Linked DNA regions of Mus musculus: region 1 is linked to region 2. The links are chromatin loops, found by intact Hi-C in ENCODE. Cell type or tissue: heart. All regions are shown on one strand. Each heading gives the region's core, and the rest is flanking DNA. Links, peaks and the distances in the headings are about the cores only. Region 1 holds the start of Pop4 (processing of precursor 4, ribonuclease P/MRP family, (S. cerevisiae)). Region 2 holds the start of Uri1 (URI1, prefoldin-like chaperone).

Region 1 (4,389 bases), core at 102-4,101, 250 kb before region 2:
GCATCAGATATCATTATGGATGGTTGTGAGCCACCATGTGGTTGCTGGGATTTGAACTCAGAATCTTTGGAAAAGCAGTCAGTGCTCTTAACCACTGAGCCATGTCACCAGCCCAACTAAGAAATCTCTAATGGCCAAGAAGCACTTAAAGAAACTTTCAATGTCCTTAGTCATCTAGCTGCAAATCAAAATCACTGTGACTCAAGTGACAACACATGCTGTCGAGGATGTAGAACAAAGGGGACACTCATCCATTGCTGGTGAGAGTGAAAACTAGCACAAACACTTGGGAAATCAATTTGGTGGTTTCTCAGTAAATTGGGAATCCAATTTACTTCTTCTAACCTCAAGACCCAACTATACTACTCCTGGGCACATACCCAAAAGATGCTCCACTATACCACAGGGACACTTGCTCACCTATGCTCATAGCAACTTTATTCATAATATACAGACACTGAGAATGACCTAGATGTCCCTCAAATGAAGAATGAATAGAGAAAATGTGGTACACTTACAAAATGAAATACTACTCAGCTATTAAAAACAAAGACATCATGAAAGTTGCAGGTAAATGGATGGAACTAGAAACTACCATCCTGAGTGAGGTAACCCAGAGCCAGAAAGATACACATGGTATGTACTCACGTGTGAACATTAGCCATAAAATACAGGATAATCATGCTAAAATCCACAGAAACAGAGAAACTTGGAAATAAGAAGGACCCAAGGGAGGATGTGGAGTCTCATTCAAAAGTGGAATTAAAATAGAATTCAGATGTGGATAGAGGGAGGAGATTCGGTAGGAGGGGAGTGTGCAGGGGAACAGGGATGGGGATAAGATATGGGAATGGGGCAGGAGAAGGCCAGGAGAGAGAACAGATATAGATGGGGGACATCTGCACGAGTAGCCGGAGACATGGCATACCACTGAGATATAGGGAGACTGAAGTGGCCACATCCTGTAGCCAGGCAGGACTCCTAGTGGAGGGAGGGGGACTGCAATCCAATCACAAAACCTTGAACCCAAAATTTGTACTACCTACAAGATGTGCAGGGATAAAGATGGAGCAGAGAATGAGGGAATGGCCAGCCATTGGCTGGCTCCACCTGAGACCCATTCCATGGGAGAAAGCCAACCCCTGACATTATTAATGATACTCTGCTATGCTTGTGGACAGGAACCTAGCATAACTGCTTCCTAAGAGACTTCATTCATCAGTGGATGAAAACAGATGTAGAAACCCACAGCCAAACATCAGGCAGAGCTTAGGGAGTCTTGTGGGAAAGTTGTGAATGAGCTTGAGCAAGCTGGAGGGGTCAAGGACACCACAAAAATACCAACAGAGTTAACTAACCTAGGCCCATGGGGACTGACAGAGACTAAACCAACAAAAGAACACACAGGGGCTGGATGTAGGCCCCCTACACATTTGTAGCAGTTGTGCAGCTTGGTCTTCATATGGGTCCCCTAGCAACTGGAGTGGAGGCTGTCTCTGAATCTGATGCCTGCCACTGGACGTACCCACCCCCCCCCCACCCCCCATCCCTTAGCTGGATTGCCTGGCTGGGCCTTAGTGGGAGAGAATACACTTAGTCCTGCTGTGGCTTGATGTCCCAGGGCAGGCAGGGGAGGGGGTGGGGAGGGGCTTTGCCTCTGCTGAGAGGCAGGGTAATGGGGGAGGGATATATGGGGGTGGGACTGGGAAGGGAGAGGGGGAGCAGCAGACAGGATGTAAAGTGAATAACTAAATAAATGAAAAAAGTGATATGATTTTTAAAAAAATAGATTCTGGGAACTGGGAAGATGTTCAGGTATCAAGAGCGCTTGTTGCATTTCCAAAGGTTCCAGCTCCCACACTAGGTGGCTCCAAACTACCAATAGCTTCGGGTCCAATGGAGTTCTCTTCTGACCTCTATGGATAGTTCATTACACACACACAAACAGGAGGGGGGGGGAGAGAAGGGGGAGAGAGGAAGAGGTACTTTTTAAGAAATCTCTTTTAAAAAAAAATATAGATTCTTGGGGCTGGAAGGACTTGGCTGGAAGAGCACCTGCTACTCTCCCAGAGGACCTGTGTTCTATCTCCCAGCACCCACTTGGCAGTTCACACCTGTCTGTAACTCCCCTTCCAGGTCTTCTTGACACCTCACATTGACATAACTGCAGGCAAAATACCAATGAACATAAACTAAAAATTTTAAAATACAGAGATTCTGGGCACCCTTCTGCTAGGTAACTCTGAATTTTTGAAACCCTTCACTTGTCTGCTTATTCAGACAAGGTCTCCATGTGTATGCTAAGAGGGCCTCAACCTCTCTATCCTCCAGCCCCAGCCTGCTGACTGTGCACTCTTGTGATAAACTTAATTGACCAAATAAATCAGCACACACTTCATTTGCTCCGTCCATCACTGTCAACTACTCTCTCCAGTACTTTACAATCATAAACAACAATCACAAAAACTCTAGTAGGTATCTTTTTTCATACGGTTTTCTGAGGATGACAAAGTTAGAATCTCTCCTTCTTAAAAAGAAAAAATAGTAAGCATGCCATCTGTGGTGTCACTGTTACTCTGAAAAAAAATAAAAAATTAAAAAAAAAAACCACATCCTACTGTAATCTGAGAATCACAGGGAACAGTGACATATACCCAAAGCTATGCTAGATATTTGAAAGGGTCCATTAAAAGACTCCTAATAACTGGTCTAGAGAAAAGGCTAGCCTGGGCCTTTGTGTCCCAGATCTTTGAGAATCACTTTTGTCTTTTATCATAATGACAGACACTAATGTTCCAAGTCTGAAGAATGCCTTCTAGACTGGATATAATAAGATAGACTATAAATTCCAATGCTCCAGAAGGCCAGGCAGGAATGTTGCACTTTCAAGCTCAGCCTAGACCACAAAGCAAGTGTCTGGGACACTGTCTTCAGTGAAAAAGAATCAATTTTTTAAAAGAGCAAACATTTTGAGACCAATGGGGTAAGATGCAATGAGCACAGGAAAGAAAGGAAGGGAGGGAGGGAGGGAGGGAGGGAGGGAGGGAGGGAGAGAGAGAGAGAGAGAGAGAGAGAGAGAGAGAGAGAGAGAGAGAGAGAGAGAGAGAGAAGAAAGAGAAGAAAGAAAGAAAGAAAGAAAGAAAGAAAGAAAGAAAGAAAGAAAGAAAGAAAGAGAGAGAGAAGAAGAAGAAGATAGGTGCCTTTTAGACATGTAAAACGTTTAACTAAGGAACCCCATGTAAAACGTTTAATTAAGGAACCCCAGTACACCCAAGGCAGCACCTGATAACCAGAACCCAGTTACATCACTCAAGACAACTAGACACAGTCCTAGAACCCCATGACACCCAGTGGACAGTGTATTAGTGGGCACCAAGAGCAATGCTCTGCTCTGCACAACTGAAGAGAAGCCACCTTCATCTGCCCTGCGGCTGGAGAGTAATCTGACACTCCAATCAAAAACTTCTGTTGGAGACTGGACCTGACCTTCAGCTAAGATAAGTCACACAGGAGGGTAGCCTTGGGGAGATAGGCTTAGGTAGTTAGGAATTTAGGGGGTGAACCTATGAAATGACCGTTTGCATAATAAAATGTAACTTTTGTTATACTAGCTACACTAACTACACGTCTCTACCTTCTTGCATCCGATAGCAAATAAACCTACTCTTTTTCTTTACTAATAGGAAAAAGACCTTTGAACGAGGTCATAAAAGTATTTAGTAGCAGAAACAGGACTAAATACCCCCGGCCACCAGTACAAAATATGACTAGTATTCTCGGGAGTAAATTCTAGATTACCCAGGGCAACACTGTAAGCCTCTTGCTTAAAAAAAAAAAAAAAGGAATCCCACAGTCGTTACCGCCGATATCCCCGGCCAACTTGTGCCCTCCCTCGTCCCCAATCTCCCTCGCGTCCTCTCTATGGCAGCTTGCTCTCGCTACATTTCATTAATCCTGACCCCCCAACACGACTACTCCAGTTACAGACACTTGCATACTGAACACCACAGCAGACCCGCAAAATCCGCTCCTCTCTCAACCACAGAGCCTGTGCCAGTGACGGACGCACACAGATGCCGTCGCGTCAATGACGTCAGAGAGGCGCCCGATCCGAAATCTGGTCGCCATCCCCTGACGCAGGGTGGAGCAAGTCCGTGCACTTTGTTAATTGTCTCTTGGGCTTATCGGATTTTTCCAGTGGAATTTTAAACAAAAAAGCAGCGTCCCGGCGGGAGAAAGCCGCTGAACAAAGCGAAGAAAGGAAAGGAATGAGTGAGGCCTGAAGGAGACATCGCCAGAGAGCTCCGGAAGCTGGCCGACAATGAAGGGTAAGTGGGATGAGGGACGCGGAGCGGGGCCGGGGTGGGAATATAGAACCTCGGAACTAGA
Region 2 (4,389 bases), core at 293-4,292:
ACACTTTCTTGGGGCAGGCTGGCCTCTGTGCTTCTGTGACAGGGAGAAAGAACAAACAGCTATAATAGCACCCTTGAGGACAGATAGAAGGCGAACCGTTTCTAATGGAAGTTACTATCGTCTATCCTGTGACTGCCCGAGGTGGGGAGGAGAAATAGGAAGCTCATTGGTGGGGTGAACTCTCTGCTCTAGCTGGAAACATCCCAAACAGAGCTCCAGCCTTTTGGACAGACTCAGCCCAGTCTTTCTGGGGCATGTTGTAAGTGCTCAAGTTGATGTTATCTGTCTGCTGTTTGCTGCTGATTTTATTCTTGCTTGCTTTCCCGCTCTGGTTACCCTAGATAGTTCTGCTAGACGTCGTAAGGGCCTGATTTATTTTGTTCTCTATCTGCTTCTTGCTACATGTTCTTTTGCTTTTGCTTGATACATGTCTAAAAATGCACTCAAACATAAACAAATCTATCCTAGATCACTTTCTGTAGGGAATGCCATTCCAGAGGATTCAGTGTATTATGGCAGGGAGGCATGGCCTGCCTCAGTTTACTTCACAGCTGAACAAGAGGCAGAGAGTGACAGGTAGTATCCAGGGATGCTATACCAAAGACTTACCCCACTGACCGACTTCCTCCACTTAGGTTCTACATTCTAAACGACATACTAAATTCCCCACCCCCTCACTTTTCAAGACAGGGTTTTTTTGTGTAGCCTTGGATGTCCTGGAACTCACTCTGTAGACCAGGCTGGCCTCAAACTCAGAGATCTGCCTGCCTCTGCCTTCCAGATTCTGGGATTAAAGGTGTGAGCCACCACTGCCTGGTACATCCTAATTTTTAAGTATCCTTCCAAATTAGTACTACCTGTTAGGGACCAAGTATTGAAACACATGGGGTCAGTTCATATTCAAAGCCCAGCACTAGAGAAGTAGCTTCTGCGGTGCCCTAGGAGTCAGGGATGCTGCTATTGGCGGGAGGCAAGATGAGTGCTCAGAGTTTGACTGTGTTTCAGAGGTTGCTGCATCTGCAGGGAGAGAAATTCATATTTACCATCTTCCCCAATCGTCCCTGCTTTTTCTTTCTTGATGCAAGTGATCAAAGGATGGATGTGGACTTGGGAGCTGGAACAGAAGTGGAAGATAGGGGCAAACAGACCCACAGAGGGCCAGAATTCTGCAGGTGCCTGCCAGCCTGTTCCTATACACACAATACTGAGGTAATAGGATCTATGCCTATTGTCCGGGCTTGGGATAGAGTTAGGACAAGGCCACAAGGTAGACTAGAGGACTGCCACAAACAGAGGCTGCACAAAGGGCTAGGGGGAGGAAGTGAGTCCAAGAGATTTATTCAGCTCAGGCTGGCCTGGAACTTGCTATGTGGACCAGGCTGGCTTCAAACTCACAGATACCCTCCTGCCTCTGCCTTCAAACTGTTGGGGATTAAAGGTGTGCTCCCTGCTCCAGCTTCCAATTTTTAAAATACTGAGTGGAACAGGGATGGGGATTTAGCTCAGTTGGTAGAGTGCTTGTCTAGCAAGTCCAAAGCCATGCATTTGGTCCCCACTGTTAAACAAAACACCAGAATTATAAAATACATGGGATAGGGCAGCAGCTGTTGTTGAAAAATGTGCTACACAGTGCATACGTAGTAACATAGTAATATTAATACTGCAGCTTAATATATGTAAGGAAAATTGTAATGTGTACAGTAATTAATACATACGCAAAAATATAGTTGTATATTGTGCATTTTAGCTCATTAAACCACATTAGTTCATTAAAAGGCATGGGAAACAGCTGAATTTGATAAAATTAAATGAGCTTATGAAACAGTCTCAGTGCTCATATTAAGTTCCTACCACCACAGGCAGCGCCAAGCGAATTGGGACCCACTATCCCGCCGCCTCTCATCCTGTGCAGGGGTCCTGAGCGGCTCAGCCTCCACCCCACCCGGAGGCCCTGTCCCCGCCATAGCCCCGCCCCCTAGGGCGGAGCTTGAGAGCTTCCCGGCGTGCTGCGCGGGCGGGGCGAGGGGCGGGGCGTGCGCGGAGGCGCGGCAGTCGCGGGACGCTAAGCTGGGCCCGGTTGCGGGAGAAGAGCGTGGCGCGCCTGGTGTAGGGCCTGCTGCTCCGAGGCGGCGGCGGCGGCGGCGGCGGCGGTATGCGCGTGTGAGATGCGGCCGCGGGTAGCCCGGACGCGAGCGGCGGCCCCCGGGGCAGCGGCGAAAGTGAGCGCGGCCTCTTCAGAGAGAGGCGTGCAGTGCATGAGGGCGAGCGCGCGGGCGCTGGGCATCCGCCGGCCACGCCGTCTCCATAAACACTTGTTTAGGACTTGTTCGCCTCGCTGAGGCTGCGGCGCCGGGCATGGAGCCCCCGTCCGAACCCGAGCCCGAGCCCCAGCCCCTTGCAGAGGCCTCAGCCGCCGCTCCGCTGCGCGCACCAGAGGTGGCGCGGCTTCGCGAGGAGCAGGAAAAGGTAACAGGCCGCGCTTGGTTCCGGCCCTGGCCGGCTTCCGCATGTGGCCGCGACACTCTGAGCAACCTCTAATGCGGCCAGCCCTCTGCGTGAAACCGAGATCCCCACGCGCGAGCTGCGCAGCCTCGGGCCGCGGGGACCACGGGAGAAACTTTTGTCACGTGCATTTGTTGTCTTTTGTCGGTGGCCCTTTGACCTTCCCCGGAAGGGATGCGGGGATGTGGGGAATACAGAGGATGCAGGGGATAGGATAATCGGTTGACCCTGAACTGAGAGAGCAATTGTTGGGACTAAATAAAAATACGTGTTTTTTTTTTTTTCCTTTTTGGTTCGGGGATTACACTGTGAACAGAAGTGGTCACTCTTTTTACCCCTTAGCTATTTATTATCTAAACGTTGGTACAATGCGCGCGTGCGCACACACACACACACACACACACACACACACACACACACACACACGAGATATCCTTATTTGATTGAGCGTCCAAGTTTGACTACGTTGGTGATGATGCACTTCCTGTGCAATCCAGCTCTTAGGTTTAGTAGTCGACAAGAGAGAAGGCCTTTGTTAAATTTTAACTTCAAGCCTTTATTAAACAAGGCTTTCCCCACTTTTTTTTTTTTTTTTTGATCTACCAGAGGAGAGGAGAATGCTTAGAATCTCCGAATGGGAATTATTATATATTTTTTTTTATAAGGAAATGTTATGTAGTTAAGAACTACAGCTCGATTGTTAAATGTGAAATTGTCCTGTGGATTCTGTAGGTTTTCAAGTTGATTCTCCTGACGTGCCTTGAAATTCTTTGAAAAGCGACATTTAATTTGCTTAAACGTCACATGTCCTGTTGCCAGAGTGAGGTATTAATAAAGGTTTAGGAAGTTGCATAAACATTTGAGAAGCTCTATTTTTCTATATTTAAATATTTTTGCGTGTAAACTTTATGTTATTTATTTGGAATTTACTCCTGGAGAATTGTACATGCAGTCAGTTAAATCTATTTCGTCCCTTCAACTTAACTCCCTTTCCCTCCCACACATCCCCCTTCCAACTTCATGTCCTTTTTTTTTTTTTTTTTTTTTTTAAATATCTCAGTCCAGCTAGTGCTTGCCCATATGTGTTAGATAGAACCATCCAAGGAGCACGGGCACCACAAATCCCATGTGTCAGTCTTTGTCCCTTAGCTGTTGTCAACTTCCAGTAGCTCCTCAGTTAAGGGTGGATCTTGGGAGCTCCTATTTCATGTAAGCTTGAATTTTTGCTATGAAACCCAAACTCCTTTTTATTCATATACCTATGTAAAACTTTTCATGAAATGTGGTTAGAAAAATTGCTGAGGTTAACTATATGAAAGTTTTTCCTAGGTCCCAAGAAATCCCTTTTGGCTTAGAAACCACCTGTTAACAGATTGTAGGAGTCTTTCATACTTTGGTTAGCTCCTGCTGCTGCTGCTTTATATATATATATATTTTTCCCCGTTTTTCCCTAATACATAATACAACTGTTGGATTTTAAACTTGTTCTTAAAGATGAGAGTTTAAAAGTTAACCTAGTTTAATTTAAATCACAAGACGTATTTGCTTTTATTGATTTATATTTTTATTTATTATGGTTCTAGGAGAGCTATATTATCAGTCAACTTTTTAATTTTTGAAACATGTTCTTTTTAAGTTGCCCAAGCTGGCCTTGAACTCCCATTGTAGCCCAGCCTGGACTTAAAGCTGTAAGCCTCTAAACTCAGCCTTCTAAGTAGGTGGGATTACCTGTGGCATCAGACTTGACTTCATCTTAATTTTTTTTTAAAAGGAGAAACAGATTTTTAAAAAGGAAAATAGAGGAAAATAAGAAAGAAAGAAAGAAAGAAAGAAAGAAAGAAAGAAAGAAAGAAAGAAAGAAAGACAAACCAAAACAAAGCCCTACAT

What was found. A loop is a pair of places that touch in the nucleus more often than their neighbours do. Peaks named below come from ENCODE experiments on the same cell type or tissue, not always from the same donor. Only the 100,000 strongest peaks of a DNase experiment are listed, where the experiment ranks them.
Region 1: it touches region 2 in a loop (4-fold over the local background); 1 of 42 quality-filtered maps calls a loop at or near these places.

The regions. Positions count from the first base shown.
Region 1 is chr7:38,271,086-38,275,474 of GRCm38, reverse strand. Pop4 (processing of precursor 4, ribonuclease P/MRP family, (S. cerevisiae)) reads left to right here and starts at 4,127. Exons shown (of 7, transcript NM_025390.4): 1 at 4,127-4,328. The coding sequence starts at 4,322. In heart, for the core only: a CTCF peak has its summit at 1,835; a DNase peak (open chromatin) is centred at 4,084; H3K4me3 peaks cover 825 bases; H3K27ac peaks cover 608 bases.
Region 2 is chr7:38,017,187-38,021,575 of GRCm38, reverse strand. Uri1 (URI1, prefoldin-like chaperone) reads left to right here and starts at 2,024. Exons shown (of 11, transcript NM_011274.5): 1 at 2,024-2,466. The coding sequence starts at 2,356. In heart, for the core only: CTCF peaks have their summits at 2,194 and 2,400; DNase peaks (open chromatin) are centred at 2,005, 2,535 and 2,945; H3K4me3 peaks cover 1,795 bases; H3K27ac peaks cover 1,370 bases.